Linked DNA regions of Homo sapiens: region 2 is linked to region 1. The links are chromatin loops, found by intact Hi-C in ENCODE. Cell type or tissue: psoas muscle. All regions are shown on one strand. Links, peaks and the distances in the headings refer to the core of each region. The heading gives the core; the rest is flanking DNA. Region 1 overlaps ATP2B2 (ATPase plasma membrane Ca2+ transporting 2). Region 2 has its middle 13 kb from the start of ATP2B2.

Evidence for each region. Hi-C counts contacts between places; a loop is a spot of excess contacts. Peaks named below come from ENCODE experiments on the same cell type or tissue, not always from the same donor. Only the 100,000 strongest peaks of a DNase experiment are listed, where the experiment ranks them.
Region 2: it touches region 1 in a loop (7-fold over the local background); 2 of 110 quality-filtered maps call a loop at or near these places.

The regions. Positions count from the first base shown.
Region 1 is chr3:10,434,088-10,443,948 of GRCh38, reverse strand. The region is part of intron 2 of ATP2B2 (ATPase plasma membrane Ca2+ transporting 2); the gene reads left to right. Among named protein-coding and RNA genes, the nearest start is that of MIR885, 44 kb to the right of the region's middle. In psoas muscle, for the core only: no CTCF peak of the experiment used is centred there; a DNase peak (open chromatin) is centred at 5,198; H3K27ac peaks cover 7,405 bases.
Region 2 is chr3:10,513,912-10,523,772 of GRCh38, reverse strand. It overlaps a transcript of ATP2B2 not described here. Among named protein-coding and RNA genes, the nearest start is that of ATP2B2, 13 kb to the right of the region's middle. In psoas muscle, for the core only: no CTCF peak of the experiment used is centred there; DNase peaks (open chromatin) are centred at 5,132 and 6,532; H3K27ac peaks cover 3,744 bases.

The sequences.
Region 1 (9,861 bases), core at 876-8,875:
AGTATGTGGGAGACCTCAGGCAAGATACTTAGTCTCCGACAACCTCAGTTTTCTCATCTGTGAAATGAGAACTGTACTACTTCCACTCTCTGCCTTTTGTAGACCGTGAGTTGAAAGTGCTTTTACAGAAGAATCTAGGCCCAGTATTTGCTGAGCATTTTTATCCATGAGGGCTCCATCTGACAGAAACCCATCTCGAACTGGCTTATGCACAAAAGGAGTTTTCTGGTTTGTGCAACTGAAAACTCCAGGGATAGGTCTGGCCTCCGGCACGGCTGGCTCCAGGACCTCAAATGCTGTCAAGAGGACTCTGTCCTTCCCTCTCCTACTTTCACTTCCGCTGTCCTCTGTGTTGGCTTCATTTTCAGGCGGGTTTTAGCACATGGGGGCTCCGGCAGCTTCGGGTTAACATCCTCCCATCCCGGTCAATGCGGCAGCCAGGCCTTTCCTCATAAGCCCCGCCCCATTAAAAATCCCAGACTACGCTCTCACTGGGCCACTTATAGTCACATGGCCATTCCTGAGCCAATCCCTGCAGCTTAAAGATGGAGTGGGCTGATAGATCAGACCTGGTCACATGCTCAACCAGAGGGCACGGGTCAGTCCACCAAGACCCCAAGGAGATTGGAAGAGGGAAGGAAAATGGAGGAGAGGCTGTGGACCTGCTGCAGAATGGAAGGTCTGTACTGTGTGCTGGGGAGGAAGATCAGAAAGGTTCCCTGCTCTTGAGGAGAGCATGGCCTGGATTGGGAGAAAACAGAATTGAGGAGACAGCTGAGGAGAGAAGGTAGGATTCAGAACCACCTGAAATATAACATGGCTAAAGATTCTACCAGCCAAACCACGGCACCGTTAGTAATTACACCAGGGTGCTAGGCATGAGCTGGGACCGTCCAGGCTGACTGGGTCTATGACTAGTGTCACAGTGGGGAAGAGGCCAACTTGGTATCATGGTGCAAATCCTGGCACCACTTCTTATCCAGCTGTGGGACGTTGGACCAGTTATCTAACTGTGCCTCAGTTTCTTCATCTGTAACATGAGGTCATAACAGTGCCTCTTTCATAGGGTCGCTGTAAGCATTAAAGTAATATGTGCAAAGCACTTAGTGCCTGGCACATGGTAGGTGTTATTTCAGCATTACTGTTATTATTCTCTGCTGGGAACTCTCTGTGTGGCTTCAAGGGAGACGTTGGGTTTTAATTAGTGAAGAAGAGAAAGGCAGCTTGTTTGGTAGATCAATGGGCTTGAGCAATGCATGTGAGTCTTGGTTAAAAAAAATGTCAGCCCCATATTTGATTTGCAATGCTTATTATACACCTCCCCCCATCACCACTACCATGGGGTAAAAAAAATCCTTCAAAAGCACAGTTTAATGTGAAGTTCCAATGAATCATGTGTGGATGCTTTCCAGAATGCTGCCTGCATATCCTTCTGAATCATCAATAAAATAAACCTACATGTTAATCAATGCATGCTATCGATGGTCATAGGCTGGGGTGGTAGAGTCTGCTGGGCAAATAATTCTGCAGGCCACGGGGTGGCAGGGAGAGCACGGGACAGATAGATAAAGATCCTGCCCGGCAGCTGACTGAAGGGCTTCCCGGTGATTCCAGCAAGACTAGGGAGTCTTCATGTCCCGTGAGCGATGCTGCTTGGCTCACTAGGTGCTTCCCGTAATCAGGCACCCAGAGAGGTGGTAGAAGAGATGGGTTGTAAGGGCAGCATTTCCACGGGGCCTCACTTTAGGCAGAGCATTAGGCAGACCCACCATGCAGAGGCCTGAGTCCCAAAACTACCCTGGCTCTCATTTACTGTGAGCGAACTAAGAGCCAGGCCTTCCCAACACATTGTTCCCTGGGATCCTCACAGCAGCCCCTTGAGTAGGACACAAAGGCTTGGAGAGGAAGGGGGCCCTGATTCTTACTATGAAGGCATTATCATTTTGCAGAATCAATATGCACTAATCACTAAGTGCCTACTATGTGCCCAGAAAAGGGAAGGAATATGGAGACCATTGACTTTGAGTCCCAGCTTCACCTTCTAAGTCCTTAAGTCATCCCCTCACTCTGAACCTGTTTCCCCACCTGTAAATGATATGATAATAACACCCACCTCCTAGAACTGATGGAACATCTCCATTGCTTCCCCCTGCTTCTAATATGCCAAGCAGTGATGGAGGTGGACACACATTTATTTATTGGACAAATATATGTTATGCACCTAGTATGTGCAGGCTTGGGCCACATGTACTCTTCTGGGAAGAGACCCAGATCTCTCCCATATGCTTTCTCAGGGGCAGTGTCTGTGTGATGTGGCTACACACAGGACAGGTGGGCAGATGGGGACAGGGCCGGCCTTCAAGGATATCCCTTCTTGGTTCAAGGGGGCAGAGGATGTCAGACAGGAAATGTCGGGTGCAGTGGCTCGCACCAGTAATCCCAGCACTTTGGGAGGCCAAGGTAGGTGGATCACTTGAGGTCAGGAGTTCGAGACCAGCCTGGCCAACATGGTGGAACCCCATCTCTACTAAAAATACAAAAATGAGCTGGGTGTGATGGCGCACGCCTGTAATCCCAGCTACTTGGGAGGCTGAGACACAAGAATCACTTGAACCCGGGAGGCAGAGGTTGCAGTGAGCCGAGATCAGCCTGGGTGACAGAGTGAGACTCTGTCTCAAAAAAAACAAAAAGACAGGAAACAACTCCAGGGGCACAGAGGCAGGCAGGAATCAATAGGAAAGATGGCAGCCAAGGGCAGGAAGCCAAGGCCTCAGTGTAGCCAGGGGGAGGAAGGAGGAACCCCTTCCAGATCCCCTTACTCTCCAAAGCTCCCTATAGATTCCCAGGAAAGGGAGGTGCAAAGGTGGATTGTAAACTGCTCCCGCCTTAAGACTGTCCCAGTCTAGCTGTGCTACTAGTTACTAGCCACGATGCTAGTTATAGCTGTGATACTAGAGAATAATTAACATGCATTGAACACTAACAGCAGCCAGGCTCCCTGCTGAGGCTTCACGGCATTTTCTCCTATAATCTTCACATCACCCCTGTGAAACAGGAACTGTCATCATCCCAGCTTACAGATGAGGAAATTGAGGCTCAGAGCACCACGTCTAACAAGTGACCTGGCCAGGATTGGTGCCTACACTGTCTGGCTCCCAAATGTGCACACATGACCTCCTCGGTCTGCTGCTTTCTATTGACAAAAATAACTACTGCAAGAGGAAATGTTCTAAAGGTTGATGAAGGAGGAGTGATCCCCACCTGATTGGGGACAAAATCAGGAGTAGCTTCCTCTGAGTGAGGCCTGAAAGGACAGGGCAGAATTGAGTGTGCAAAGATGGGGAGGGAAGCACACGCAGTTAATGGGGCGTGAGCAAAGGCCCTGTGATGACAACCAGGATGTGTACAGGGAACAGTGAGGAATTCGCTGTGCCTGGAGCCTAGAACAGATCGCAAAGCACAGAGGACTCCAGCCCATGAACTACAGATTCATTTTTGTAGACTCTGGTTTTTAGTCTGTTTGTTCATGCTGTGTATGTAGACTGTCAGGTTGGATAATAGTGTTTATGTCCCTGTGAGTGTGAAATGGGCCTCCAGCTCCATAAGATGAGGCCCTGAGTACAGCCTTCTCCAGGTGCATGGAGAGCCAGTGAATTCACTGAATGCAGGGAAACCGAAGGTTGGGGAAATGGTTCTCACACTGGGTTCCCCAGTGCCTTGAGGTTCCACAGAAGTGCCCTACAGGACAAGGGGATGCTGAATGGATGGGACTCTGGGGCTTCTCACCCACCACCATGAACCAGAGACAGAGACACTCCTTTTTTTTTTTTTTTTTTTTTTTTTTTTTTAGATAGAGTCTCACTCTGTTGCCCAGGCTGGAGTGCGGTGGCACGATCACAGGTCACTGCAGCCTCGACCTCCTGGGCTCAGTGATCCTCCCACCTCAGCTTCCCAAGTAGCTGGGACTACAGGCATGTGCCACCATGCCCAGGTAATTTTTTTTTTTGTAGAAACAGGGTTTCAAAAATTAGCCGGGTGTGGTGGTACACGCTTGTAATCCCAGCTATTCAGGAGGCTAGGCACAAGAATCACTTGAACCCGGGAGGCAAAGATTGCAGTGAACCAAGCTGGTCTTGAACTCCTGGCCTTAAGCGAACCTCCTGCCTCAGCCTTCCAAAGTGCTGGGATTACAGGCATGAGCCACTGTGCCCGGCCTGATACTCCTTTTTAAATGCTTTGAAGACTTTGGTTTTTTAACAAAGTGTTGAAAAAAAGAAAAAAAAATTGAAAACCTCTGATACTGGAGAAAAATGCTAAACTAGAGTATCCAAAAGCCTGGGTTGGGGCACAGATCACATAAGTTCTTAATGCATCATTTGTTAAATCTGTGAAATGGAGCAGACACTGTCTGGCTTCCAGGGGCCACACTGACTGTGGATTAAATGAGAGAACACACAATGTGCCTGGCCCAGGGGTCTTAGGCGAAGTTGGTCTTTGCGGGGGCCCCAAGGGGATGCATGTGACTGTGCAGGAAAAGGGTGCTCAGTCCACCCATGCTGGGCAGGGGCGGAGACCAGCCTGACTTTGGCCCTTATCGACTGAGACCCTCTCCAAGCTCCCTCCACCCTGTTCCATGCCTCAGCCTCCCCATCTGGAAAATAAAGAAGGTTGGTCTAGTAGTCTCTGAGGCTTGTCCAGGCTCAGACATTCTACTACTGTGAAACTGTCTGCCTTGATGCCCCCATTCTGTAGACATCAGATGGGTCAAAGGGTGGCTGACTCACAGCCAGACTCCAGGCCTCTCTTCACTTGAAAATTCGTGACCTCAAAACCTTGGCCCATCAGTGCCCAGGCCAGGGCAGTGCCCTTGGCCCTTGGCCCTTTGCCCCAGGCCTTGGCCCAGCAGTCCTTTTCTACCAAGCAGCTTCAGGGCCCTCCCACGCTGGCTCCCAAAGGTCGGGTTTAGCGGGGGACCAGAATTTGGGCATCCCTGGCAACAGTTCTCTAGCTCCCAGAAGCCCAGGGGCCTAGACCCCAGTTTCCAATTACTTCTCCTCCCTGGGTCTCAGTTTCCTCATCTGTCACACGGGCCTAAGGGGTGAGAAATGTTGCTGTATAACTGCAGGCGGGCCGTCTCGAATGCTAGTAGGACCTGAGTCATCCACCCAGCCTGGGTCCCACAAACGCCTCGAGTTCAGCTGGAGAGATCCTCTGCCTCCAGGCCTGCCTGTCATCCGAGAGGCCCAGACAGGGCGGGTAAGTTATTTATACAGGCCCTCCTCACCCCACAACGATTATCTTACTCCTCCTGGTGCAATCCAGGCCCCTGCTGTGGTTTCAGACCCAGAGTTATTTATAGTCAGTGGAAATTAGTGCCTCAGCCGATGGCTCCCTAGGACCCACCTGCCCTAGCCTCCACCCCAAAGGGAGAGAGCAGGCAGCAGGCAAAGAAGATGTCAGAGGTCGGAGGAGAGTGTCACATGCAGGTACAGTGTGATGAGAGTATCTGACACTGGATTGGCAGGCAGTTGGACAGAGCAGTCGCCAGGAAGTAGGACGAAGGAGAAACGGCCCACACTGAGGAGGGCAGGCTGTTGGGTGAGCCCTTGGGAAAGCTCTGCTGGAAAGAACAGCAGAATGGAGTGTTCCCTGGGGCCTCCCCCTTCAGCACACCCCAGCTCAGTGGGGTCAGAGCAGCTGGAATAGGAGCCTGAGAGACTCATGGACCCATGAGACAACAGGTCTGGAAGGGCCTTCAAGGACCATCTGATTCAGTAATCCCAGGGTGCACATGGGGAGACTGAGACCCAGGAGAGAAGGGACTTGCCCAGCACACAGTGGGTATGGGCCAGGGGGCAGAGACACCCGCCACCCCCCTCCCTGCTCTCCCCTGCAACCTCCTGGCTCCCTGCAGAGCCTCAGCTCAGCCACGCCATCCAAAGACCACAGACTGAGTGGCTTAAATGACAGAAATTCATTCTCTCACAGTTCTGGAGGCTTGTAGATGGCCATCTTCTCCCAGTGTCTGTTCACATTATCTTCCCACTATGCATATCTGTCTCTCTGCCCAAATTTCCTCTTTGTATACGGGTGTCAATCATAGCATGGATTAGGCCCACCCTAATGGCCTCATCTTAATTTAGTATCTGCAGTGTCCCTATCTCTACAATGACTCTATCTCCAAATACCACCACAATTTTAAGGTACTGAGGGTTAGGACTTCAACATATGGATTTGGGGGAGCATGATTCAGCCCAGAACACTCTGACATGGGAAAACCACTTCAGTCCTCAGAACTGAAGCTTTCGCTTCTGTAAAGTGGGGACATGAACAGGACAGCAAGCGGACTGTAATGAGGGACACGCTCACTGCTGTACTGATGTGTCTGTCCCCCAAGCCCGATGCTCAGTGGGCGTTAAGAAGTGGGCGTTAGGAAGTGGCAGTGTGGTGAGAGAGTTAAGAGGCAGACATCCTGGGTCTGAACCCCAGCTTTGCCACCCACTAGCTATGTTGTGCTGAGGAAATGACATCACCTCTCAGAATCTGTTTACTCAGTCTGTGAAATCATTCTTATTCCTGGGCTGTGAGAAGTAATAAATGAGCTGATGTGAGTCAACACACTTAGCACTGCCCAGGAAACCCCTGGAAGTGGAGACCATCATCATTATTATTATTACTATTACTATTATCATTATCATCATCATCATTATATAGGTTAAGAAGCTGAGGCCCAGAGAGGGAGGCATCTTGCGCAGCCTCACACAGCCATCTGGCACAAAACTAAATGAGAACTCAGGTCTCCCAATCCACAGTCCCAGATTTTTCAACCACGTCTCTATGTGACACTAAAGGGGAAAAGAAGACAAGTAATTCCTAAGTGCCCCACATTAGGAAAGTAACTAAGTACCTTTTAGCTTCTCCACGTGCCTTTGGGACATTATGGAAAAAGATTGTTACAGAGAATGCAAAGCCACGTGGATGAGGCTCAAGAAATAATGTGATGTTGAAAAAGTGGGTTTAGCATCGTATGTCCTGACAATGGCAACACCTCCACGAAGACAGATGCAAGGGGAAAGGGGCTGGCAGGAAACATCTAGAATGTACCCCATGTTGTGGCTGAAGGGTGAGACTGGGGTGATGGTTCTTTCCTCAGCCTGTTTCTGCCTGTGTGCCGATGTCGCTCCACTAAGGCACGTCGGTCGTAAACAACAGAAGCTGACTGGGCAGCATAGTGGAGGCAAGAGGGCAGCTTAGGAGTGGGCTCTCCAAGTTGGAGCAAAGGCTGGAAAACCCAGCTCAATTTTCCAGAAGGAAACGGGGACATGCAGGGATCAGTGGCACGACTCACTAAGTAAATGTCCCTTTGGGGAACTGCAGGTTGGGAAAAATCCACTACAAAAGCTTCTTTTGGTCCTTGTATAGCTCAGGATTCCAAAGCAGCCTGTGCTGGTGAATGTTAACCCCAGCTCTCTAGTTGCGAGGGAATCCTCTTTTGCAGTGGGTGCTGATTTCCTTGGTGTAAATACCACCACGTTACCCACGTGACATCATTAAACACAGAGTTGGGACGAGAGGCGCAGCCGCACACCATTATACGGTATTTCTACCATGCAGATACAATAGACTGTCTACTAGAGAGAATAGATAATAGTGAAATGTAGTAAAATAATTAGGAGGTGATAAGTTTGGGGTATTTGTTGCCTTTTAAAATATAATTTATATAATTGTAGGTTTATATAATTGATTTCTAATGATGGCTATAATTAACAACCAGCTCACAAAATACCTGAAATTTTAGCCATCAGCTCTCACAAGCAAGTGTGAGCTGGCACCAGCAAATCACTGATTCTACGTCCCAGGAGACAGCATCCCTGGGAGGTGATTGGCCTAGCTTGATCACATGCCCACGCTTAGGCCAGGAAGGTGGGGACACTTTGACTGATCGTCACCAAGACTCTTCCCAGTTGGGGAGACCAAATCCCCTAAAGGAAAGCAGAATGCCACTGGACAGCCAAAACTCAACACAGGCCTTTGCTTCTCTTCTTGATAATTTCTTTAAGCTGTAGTTTTTTCTTTTATAATATCTTTTTTATTTCTTTTTTAAATTCATAGTGCTTGAAGTCCCAGAGTCTTTTAAAAAGGCTCCAGGGCTCAATTCTGAGAACAGTGAACTGAAGGACCCAGCCAGGAGAGGTACGGAGGCTCAGAGCAGCCATACCCACCTCTACCTCCTCACTTCCCAACCCCTCCCACCTTCTCCAGAGTGTAAGTAAATGAGCTAAACCTCCTGCCCACCTGTCACCCTGCCTGAAAGTCCACCTTTACAAGTCCCCCAAAAGAACATAGGCAGCCCAAGTTGAGAAGTATCTTAGGGCAGAGTCTTCACAAATACCCGTAAGGCAGATGAGGGTGAATGGGAGCCTCAGAGGTCTGGAGTGGCCCAGATACTGGAGAAGTGCTCTTGAAGGCTTAGGCCTCACCTCAAAATGGGGACAGGGTGGTCATCCTAAGCCTAGTGAATTCATGATTGACTGCGAGGCCTGTGGACCCTCCAGGAAGATGTAGGAGCTCAGGTGGCCAGGGTGAAGAACCATACCACCCCCTCAATGAGAACCTCAGACCCCCCTGCTTCCTCCTTATTTGGGACCACCTGGTGGCCAGCAGAAGACCAGGGGATCTGATTTAGGATGGGAGCCGGAGGGAAAGTGCTGCCCCATGCTCCGGTAATGGTCCGGTTGGGGGGTGACCACCTTGTGTCAACAGCTCAGGCCCTGACGTGGGAGATGCCACTCCTACCCCCATTTTGCATGTGAGGAAACCGAGGCACAGAGGGGTTGACGGACTCGCCCACGTCGCACAGCTGTGAAAGGCAGGCCTGGATGAGACCAGACCTTGTGCTCTTAACCATTTGTCAAAGGGAATGAAGGGTCATTCCTAGAACTCTCTTCCCCCATAGAGGGCACAGGATGCTGGCTCAGAAGCCTGAAAGTTTTCAGTTGCTCCAAACCACACTGGGGCTCAGGCCCAAATATGAGGAAGAGGGGCCAGGGGAGGGGCCAGGAAGATACCTGATCTGCCAATGGGGCAACTGAGAATTTGACCCCAATTTCCAGGCCTCACTCATCTGCCTCCTTCTGGCCAGTGACATCCTCAAGGGCACCTCGGCCTGGGCCTCATGGGCTATAAGTAGATAAATCAAAAGTCCCAGACCCAGGGGTTGGAGGCTGTCAGCCCTGGAGCTACTTGACAGGGCCTGGCCATGGGGCACCATGAGACTGGGAGTCCAGCATTGGCTCCTCTGCTCACTCACTGTGTGGCCTCAGGTGAATCATTTTCCCTCTCTGAGCCTCAGTTTCTTCATCTGAAAAAGGGGTCCAGATATGCCTACCTACAAGGTTGTTAGGAAAATTAAATGAGAATAATGTATTACAAGCCCCTCCCTTTTTTCTTCCTCTCCCATTTATGGCCAGAGTAAACTTAAATACAAGTCAGGTTGTGCCACCACCTGCTGAAAACCCTGTGGCTCCCACTGCTCTCAGAATGAAATCAAAACTCCTCACTGTGGCCTGCAGGCCTGGTATGATCCAGCCATACCCTGTTGCAGGAGGGCCTCAGGGACAGGCTGCCAGGGCCACAGGAGATCAAAGTCCCCAATCTGTAGAAACCCAGAGCTTCCTTTGAAACTACAGATCTTTCCCCCGTCTGCTAATGTCATTTGAGATTCCATAATAAGTTAAAGATTGTAACTGAAAATAAATGATGATCATGTTTAAGTTGTGCCCTGAGAGTATAGATGTTCTGCTTCTTACTATTCTCTGAGAAATTTTGGCACATCCCCTAGTGGGGTATGCCCCACCCCCT
Region 2 (9,861 bases), core at 881-8,880, 80 kb before region 1:
TGGAGCCAAGTTCTCCTCTCCCCTGCTACCAGCCACATCCAGGATCCCCGAATAATCAAGCGGGGGAGGAAGCATCAAGGGGGCATTTTTCCTGTGAACCACGGTTTTTCCGATGGCATATTTGAAATATGATTTAGGTTAGCCAGACACCATTTGCACCATGTGTCAGAGGTGCTGCTGCATATAAAGCAGGAGCCTTCACCACTTCCAAAGCTGTAGCAAAGATTCGCAATTTATGGAACCCAACTTCACTTCTAGCCCTGGCCCAGCAGGCTGGGCACCAGGATTCCGCCTTCCATGAGCAATGAGGGCTAGGGTGGCCTGCCAGAGAGGAGTAAGTTCTATGGTGAAGGAAGTCACAAAGTAAATGCTAGAGAGGCTAACAAAAGTTGGGGGACATGTTCAGGAGAAACGTTTAAGAGTGATTTTTTTAATAGAAAGTTAAAAGCTTGTCATACTCTGAACTTGGATTGTTTTATTCTTTTCTATTGAAAACTGCTGTCTGGTTCCCACCTACTCAACCTGCCTGCACCTCCACCTTCCCATCTACAAAATGGAGACAAAATCATAACTCACTTTGTACAGCTTGTGATGAGGATGGAATATGACACTTGTGGAGGATTAAACAATAAAAACCAGCCATTGTCACTGTCAGCAGCTGCCAGCCCACCTGTTTGCACAAGCAGTGGCTCAAGAGCCTTTCACTCTTGGCCTCTCTTTACCCTCACTATCCACATCTGTGACCTTCACTTTGAAGAGTCCAGTGCATCTATCAGCTGTGGAGCACCTATTGTGTGCCAGGTCCTGTGCTAATTCTTCCACCTGTGTCCTCTCCTGTAGTCCTCAGAGCAACCCTGGGTGCCGACATCATCGTCACCATCTCTGCAGCTGAAGAACCTCAGGCTCTGGGAGAAAACATGAGGCATCCAAGGTCACCCCCAGGTGTCAGTGTGACCTTGAGCAAGCCCCATTACCTCTCTGAGCCTCCAGCTTCTTCATCTGTAAAAGGAGGTTCAGGACACCTGCCCCAGGCTGCTGTGAGGCTCTATGAGGTAATGACTTCAAAAGTGCACCATCAGCTGTAGATCCCAGACAAACGGATGGTGTGGATGTGAGTCCTTCAGAGGCCTACTCCTGTTCGGGATTCAGCACATTTTAGCAGTAAGGGCTACTGAGAAAAGTTATTTCAAGTGTCTTTTTCTTGGGTGGTTTCCAAACACATCTCCTTTCTCCAGCTAACAAGTCCAACACTGGCTTCAGCAGAAGCTATGCACACAGAAAGTTACTTCCAGTGGAATGACCAGGAGGTAGAAGGGAGATAGGCATGATGGTCACAGGGAAGAGAGGATCCCAGGGAAGGTCTCAGGCTGTGCAGTCAAACAGATATGGGATCAAATCCCAGCTCCTCCACTTACTAGCTGTCTGATCTTGAGACAACTAGCTAACTTCTCTGAGCCTCACACAGGGGGTTATTATGATGAGGGGGATAAGCACAGCAGCTGAGAAAAGGCAATACACACGTACTGAAAAGGAAGCCTCCTCAAATAGGGCACAGCAGTACACATACACGGGACCACGAGGAGCTGGAGGGTGGACACTGCACTTTTCATCTTGGCAACCTGGCTCACAGTAGGTACACAGCATACATTTTTAAAAATAAAAATTTACATTCATTTTCCTTTCTGCCTTGTGCCCACCCACATAATCCCCCTTGTCTTTCAATCCCCAACCCCACTGTCCCACCTCTGTGAACTGTGAAAGAACACAGACTGTTACCTGACAAACGTGGGTTGAAGTCCAAACACTGCCCTGCCTGGCTGGATAGTCTTGGATAAGTTACCTCCCCTCGCTGACTCTCAGTCTCCTCTTCTGTAAATGGGCTAATATTGCCTCCCTAGCAGGGTTGCTGTAAGAGTTAGAGATGATGTATGTGGCTGGCGTGGCCTCTGACACAGAGTAGGCATTCTGAAAGTGGCAGCAGAAATGCTGTTGTTCCTTCCAAATGTAGCCCATGGCCACCTCTGGCTCTCCACTCACACTCAGACTAACTCCCTAAGGAGTTCACAATCAACTTGTCTCTACATCTCAGATATCACAATACAAGCACCTTGGGTGTATATATCTCTAAAGAGTGACATTTCACCTCCGTTCCCACAATCACTTTACACAGTTTCCACACTCTCGCTGCTTCTATATTGGTTGGACTTGGAGGGATTAACAATGTCCTTAAAACACCTTAAAAAGGAGCATCAACAGACAAATCATTCTGGATCAAGAACAAATGGCCCAGAGATTAAACACCTGTCCATAATCACCGACATTATCCACTGGCTATGGGTTTATTCATGCCCATGAAAGTTCCCAGACTGAAAGTTCATGAATGAAGGATTTTCTGGTCCTGGATACCATCTTATCCTCAAAGATAGCCTGCAAACTCTTCACTGTTACTTGACTGATTGTTTATGGGGGCTTCTCTGATGCCTCCAGATCAAGGCTAAATTCTTGAGTGGTAGGATTGGCTCTGCTTCCCTGTGAGGATTTGTGTGGGGGCAGGTGCAGGGCTTGGCAGGAAACCCACTAAGGTGGGTCACACAGGGGCTGGGGTGCCACAGAGGGACAATCTACTCCTTGGGATGTGTGCCCCGGAAGTCTGAAGCTGGCAAGGGTCTCAGGCAAAACCTTGTCCAATGTCTGGCTAATATCCATTTACCTTGCACGAAATGCAGACCCTGTTCTGGGAGCCCCCTCCTCAGAACTGCAAACAGAGTCTGCCCTGTTATTAGCTGGAAAAGTCTGGCTTTAACACCTGACACTGTGGGAGGATTGCCACAGCCACATGCAAGGGGCTTGGAGAGTTTATCTGCAGTGACATAGTCTAGTTGCCACTCTGAACCTGCAGTGATGTGTGGCCTGCCGAAGCCACGTATGCCATATAGTTTGTTCCAATACAAATCAAAATAGAAAGGCACTCTTTTTTATTTGGGTAGGCAAAGAAAAAAAAGAAAAAAAAAAAAAGAGGCCAGGTGTGGTGGCTCACGCCTGTAATCCTAGCACTTTGGGAGGCCCAGGCAGGCAGATCACTTGAGATTAGGAGTTCAAGACCAACCTGGCGAAACCCCAGCTAAAAATACAGAAATTAGCTGGGTGTGGTGGTGCCCGCCTGTAATCCCAGCTACTCGGGAGGCTGAGGCACAAGAATCACTTGAACCCAGGAGGTGGAGGTTGCAGTGAGCCGAGATTGTGCCCTGCACTCCAGCCTGGGTGACAGAATGAGACTCTGTCTCAAAACAAAAAAAAAGTAAAAGAATATTTTTATAATCTCTAAGTCCACCCTCTCTTCTTCTGCATTCATTTAGGATTTCTCTCCACCCGCCTCCCACAGTGAGGAGGTGAGGGGTTCTCCCAGCCTCCACTATTACCTCGCAAGGGCAGGAGTCTGATCTTAAAACCGGCACCCCCCTCCCCTGCTGCTTGCTCCAGCACTGGCTCCAACACCTGGGCCTCTCCCTCCAGGCCCCTGAGCTAATTACAGGCTTCCCTAAATCATTGTAAGGAAAAGCTAATTAAATCAGGGTTGGCCATTAATTTTCTGGCTAAGGACAGGCAGCCGACACCTCTCTTCAATTCCAGAATCCAGAAACCATGGCTTGGAGCTTCCTTTGAGGTTGGGAATAGAGTTTTATCTGTTAGGGCTGATTTTAGGAAGAGCAGCATGTCCCAGTGACCATGAGGGATCAGGGTGGGGACCTGAAAAACTGGGCTGCAGCCAAATGTATATGGTAAAGGGTATGAGGAGGTGAAGTCAGATGTCCCTGCACCCACCAATAGCAGTTGTATGATGTGAGAAAAACCCCTGCATTCGATCCCAGTCCTGCCACTTGCTAGGCAGGTATCCTGGTCCAGAAGTCTCCACATGCAAGGCAGGCAGCATCAGTGCTGGCACAGAGAGTGGAGTGAGTTCTGAGCCAATGTTTGTTGAATGAACAAGTGACTGCTGAGTGCCTGGCTCAGTGCCACACATACAGTAAACACCCAAACAATATTTGTTCTCTTGTCCCTCTTGGAATCTTCTTTTGGAACTATAACATTCATGGGACGAGGTGGCTTAAGTTCCTAAAACCTTTCTATCAAAACATTCATTGGAAGCTTTCCTCCTTTGAGATCAAGGGTGAGAGATGTCAGAGGTGGGGTAGGGGCAGGGGACACAGGAACTGAGTTCTCCACTCCTAGAACTCCAACGCCTCTCACGTACCATCAGATGCCAGCCTGCCCTGCCATGCTGCCATGCGTCAGCATACCTCTCTGTAAAGCTGGGCACCTTGACAGGAGTCCCAGCTGTGACTCTTCTCTCTTTCTTGCTCTGTTCCCTCATTAGCCAAGTCCTCAATAGCCCCTTGAAAGGCCCGGACATTGCACATTGCACCTTCATTATTCACTCCCGCCTCGGCCACTTTATTGCAGACGGTGAGTGATGTGCTTAGCTAATTCAGGGGACCCCAAAGGCAGGAAACAAACAGGGCAAATCCACAGTATGGCTGAGGACCACTCTGTGTGTCAAGTTCAGCACAGTGCCCGGAGTACAGATTCTGGAGTCTGGTTTGAATCCCAGCTAGGTGTTTGACCTTGGGCAAGCTGCCTAACTTTTCTGTTCCTCAGTTTCCTCCTCTACAAAATTGGCATGATGATACCAGTATGTCCCTTGTGGGGTTGTTGTAAGAATTAAATGAGTTCATAATGTGCCAAGTGTTTAGACAGGGCCTAGTGCACAGTTGGTGTTCCATGAACATTAGTTATTACTCATGATCTCAGAATGAATATCTCAGTTTATCTTCACCACAGCCCAGCCTGGCCGGAGAGTATGATGGCTCTTACTTTACAGATGAGGTCCAGGGAGGGGAAGCCACTTTCCCATGGCCACACAGAACAAAATCCCTGCCCCACACCTGTCCCCGACAGAGGGGAGACTGACAGCACCTGCCGGTGAAAGCGGGGCCCGGGGCAGGGCAGGGGTAGTGAAAGGAGCTTTCAAAGAAGGGCCAGGCCTCCCTCAGAGGCATGAGTGGAGTTGGGAGGTGGCTATAAATACGCGAGGCGAGGGGCTCTGTAACTAGGCCAGGAATGTGTGTTAGTCATTGAGGTCAGCACGGCCGCAGCGGCGCTTGGCTGGGAGAAAGCGGATCAGGAGTGGGCTCAGGTGAAGCCAGAGAGCTGAGGCCAAGGAGGGGTTTTGCTGGGGCAAGAGTGGCACTCTCAGCTTGGGGGCATGCTGGCACCCCCAGACCTTTGTCATGGGACAAGGGCAGATTCCCAGGAATGCCTCCCCTATCCCTTCTAACCTCCGAGAAATCCTTCTGTAGTCCAGATCGGATCAAGCCTCCAAGCTGCCTAAACCCACGGTCCTGGTTTCCAAAGGCAGACGCGAGTCCGCATTTTGGAGGGGGGCAAGCACATCCTCTCTAGTTTAATACCTGTGCACTTACTTTGATGTGTTAGGGGAAAAATACAACTGGCAAGGCAAATCCATGATATTGTGACTATGAATGCTTAAGATAACACTAAGTAGAGAGATACATATGTTTCTAAAAGGGAGGTGATTTCAGGACAGATGCAAAGTATATGCTAGAACTTGCAGACTGGCAAACATCATTACTGGAGTTTGAGGGTTTCTGGTCCACAGACTAAATGCAAATCTTTTTGCTGTGAGGTTTCAAGCCCTCCCCACCCCAACCCCACCCTACCTTCATTCTTGCTGTGCCTGCTACCTGGAATGCCTCACTGGCAAAGGTGAAATGTGCTCCTCCCTGCAACCTGCACAGGCTGCCCAATCCCCCGTCTGTCTACTGCCATTTCCCACACTGTGTGAGGTCATCCTATCTGCAGCCATCGCTCCCTCAACGACAGGGAAAGCAAGCTCTGTGTCTGTCTTCCTACCTGCTGTGCCCGGCACAGTGCCTAGAGCCAAGCACAGGCCCAGGACGTGACACCCAGTTCACATCCTGGAGCTGTCACTGCCTGGTGCGAGACTGTGCATGTGCAAGGCTCTGGGCTCAGTCACCTCCCCATGTATCAGATGGGGATGACAAGCTTCCTTCTCCAGTGGGGTTGCACGGATTCAGTGAGTTTACTCCACCTCAAGGCTTTCTTAGCCCGGTGCCTGGTATGTTCTGGACACTCCACAAGTAGTGGCTGAGTAGCAGTATCATCAATGCTATTGTCATTATTAAGGGCCAGTGGATATTCATTAAATGAGTCCATAGTGTTATAGGCTGAAGGGGAGAGAAAAAAGAATGGAGCATGTATGCATTTAGGCTGGAGAGAAAATTCTCAGTGGCTATTTTCCCAACCCCTCTCATTTTGAATATGGGGAAACCATGGCCCACACTGCATCCCTGGGACCAGGACCCAGAATATTTGTCCTTCAGTCTATGGTGCTCCACCACCACCTCCCTCCCCAGGCTGGGGGAAGGGGAAGGGGTGGCCGAGGCGAGATGCATCTGCCCAGTGTGACACTTGCAGGTTCCCCGCCCCCAGCCTTCCTCAGCTCCTCGGTGTAGACCCAGTCGACCTGGTTAGGAGTTCCAGGGCTGTGGCCTGCACCGAGCTGGCAGGAGAGTCCTCACTTCACCGAGGCAGTGAATCAAAAGGCTCATTCTTTGTAGACTCCTCAGATAGGTAGAAGCAGACTTGACCTTTGTCGTTTTGTTATTTTTAGCAGAGCAGGCAAGGAATGATAAAAACCTGTACAGGAGCTGGCTATAAATAGCATGCCTGTGGCTTTTTTTAAGAAACACACACACACACACACACACATCTGAAAATTGTAGATCTAAACAAGCATTGCCCTTCAAAGTAGAATAACAGCATTAGCATGACACTTTACAATCAGCAAGCCCATTTAAGCTGTCACTTCAGCTCACCGTACAATTCCACAGGGTGGACACTTCCATCATCTCCATTTTGCAGATGAGGAAACAAGGAATGAAGTCAGCCAGGAAGGCTGTGGGCACGGCACCTGGCACGTGGCGAGAGCCCTGTAAATATCACTTTCCTTATCACTGAATCTCCGAAAAGTTGAGTAACTTGTCCAGTGCCACGCCAGGAGAAGGAAGAGAAGCAGGACAGATGCCAGGGCCACCTTTCTCCAAGTCCATGAGTCCCCTGGCTGGGGCTGAAGGAAGAAGAGTTAGACCTGGAAAGGTCAGAGGAGTGGCAATGGATGTTATGGGGACAATGGGATGAGAACTGGAACGACAGGATGGTATCTGAGGTGCTGGCAGCTAAGAGGGAGTGGCTGTTTGGGAAGTGCCTTTGGGGTCAGCAACAAGAGAGGAAAAAGGAGGAGAAGAAGATAGAAGATCGCTGGCCAACAGTTTTTTAGGACAATGCCATGCCAGGGTCACCTCGTCCGGCACTGCCCTCCTTTGGGCAGAGTGGGAAATGTCAGTAGGCTCCATGGTGGGAGGGCTAAGAGCAGGTTATCAGCACTGGGATGAGAGCCGACAGAGGCCCAGGGGCTGGGGCCAGGGCAGCCTGCAGCAGGGAGGAACAGGTCAAAGGCAACTAAATCAGAAAGGGGTCCTGAAACTTGAAAGGTAATGAACTCCAGGTAACCATGTTGCGGGCCTGCCCAGGGTTCTGTGGTGTGCTGGTAAGTGTTTCACAACCAGCTCTCAGGGAGGTGGATGTCCTGCTTTCCAGTGCTTGCCAATTTCTGTGGTGTCAATGCTCCCACCTTGGCAGATTGTAAGCTGCCAATATGAGATCACTGACAACACAATCGGCTCTCACAAGTCAGTATAAGCAACTCCAGAACAAGACTGCTGCCACACCATGCCACACAAGATGGAGATACTTACGTCCTGCTTGTTTCAAGGGAAAAGAGAAGGGGCTTACAGGTAGTTTTTAAGCTACCATTAATTGTGCATGTAACACATGATAGGCAAAGTATTTTACAGGCAGTATCTCAGTTAATTCTCAGGACACAACTCCAAAGTAGATATCATCACCATGTTACTGATGAAGAAACCAGGCTCAGAAGGGGGAACTGACTTGCCCAAGATCACAGAGCTCAGTGAGTGGTGGAGCTCAGACTTAAGCTCAGGCCTGTGTGAACTCAGAGCCTGTGCCCCAGACATATACCACCTGGCCTCTAGCCCGGGTAGTTCTGGGACCTCAGTTGGGGCTGGGTTTTCAGGCAGAGGCTGATGGGTGGGTTCCTCTGCAGGGCTGGCAGCTGAGAGCTCCCACCAAGTCACAGGGGAAATGGTTACCACCCTTGGGGGAGGTCCTGAGAAGATTGAGACACTCCCATGGGGAGAGAGCAGAGCAGGAAATGACCCTCTTAATGCTGAAGAAATGAACGAACGATATCTTCAGATTCCCTCTCATTTTGTTTAGATCAGATTGTCTATGAATTAAAAGTGTTGTCACCTTTGCAGAATAGAGATGAAAAAGCAAGCTAGACATCCCTGAACACCCACTATGTGCCATGTACATATGTATTACTCATTTATGCCTCCCAACACTCCCATAATTGCAGGTATTGTTAGCCCCACTTTACAGATGTATTAATAGAAACTGAGGTTCACATTGGCCAAGTGACTAGCACAAGGCCACCCAGTGGTAAGTGGCAGAGCTGGGCTTCAATCCCACATCTCTTTGATGCCCAAGCCCCTGCTCTATGCTCTGTGTCCCCCAGAAAGAAACAGCACCTTGTATCTGAGAATCTACTTACAGTTTACAGAGATCCTTCCATACCCTTCTTTTATTTGGTTACTGCTAACCAGCCCCTGGGGAGGTCAGGAAGGCTGGGGGGACAAGGTCAGCACTCTCCCGGCCCACTGCGGCTGTCTTGCCCAATAACCCCTGATCTAGTGCTCTTCCAACCCCCTGGGGCCACCTGCAGGGGGATGTGCAGTGAGAGAGGTGGCCCAGCCTTTCAGGAAGTCTCATCCATAGAGGGCCTGCAGAGTGGCCACTAGACTGGGGCTTTCCCCGCTGCTGGTGGCAGGCCTCCTTGGAGAGCCTATGCTCTTTGGAGCTGTGTCTGATGAAGATGAGCCCTGAGCAAGGTAGCCCCACATAAGGGGGGTTCCTTATGGGGCTAACAGGCGGCCCTGGAGTGAGCACTTGCCTCCAAGCCCTGGCCTGGCTGCAGTGTGCTCAAGGCCGGTGGTGACCACTCTGTGGGCCTCAGGATCCCTATCTGTAAAATGGAAAGCTAGGGCTGGACACAGGAATGCAGCGGCACCTCCAGCCCTGATGCGCCGCAAGTCCACATAAACCAGCCCCAAAGGCAGATCCCAAAGGGAATTCCCAGAAGTTTTCTGGGCCCAGCATCCTCTGGGGAGTATGTGGGAGATATGACACCCTTGTGGGTCTAAGGAACCCATCAAGACTCCATCAGCATCACCATCTCCCAAGGGCGGCCAGTTCCTGTCTGTCCTCCTCCTTCAGGCTTGGCTCTGGCCCTCCATCCCACCTCTTCCCTGCTCCCCTCAACCACTCACTGGACACCCTGGCAGAACCCAAGTGTTCCCCAGACCTATCACAGGGTAGGGAAGAACAGGCAGGGACTAAGGAGCCAGCTGCCTGAGTCCAAATCCCAACTGCACTTACCAGCTGGACAACTTTGGCCAAGTTGCCTGACATCTCTGTGCCTCCATTTCACCACCTGTAAAATTAGGGTGATCATCAAAGCCACCTTAAAAGGTCTTTGGGAAGAACTGAATGAGTCAACACATGAAAAGTTCTAAGAACAAACAGAACCTGGCATGTAATATCATGTCCCCGTCTCAGGGCCATTTATCATTTGCGGGCGTGTCCCCTCTTCCGTCTCTGCATCCCTCCTACCCAGCTGCC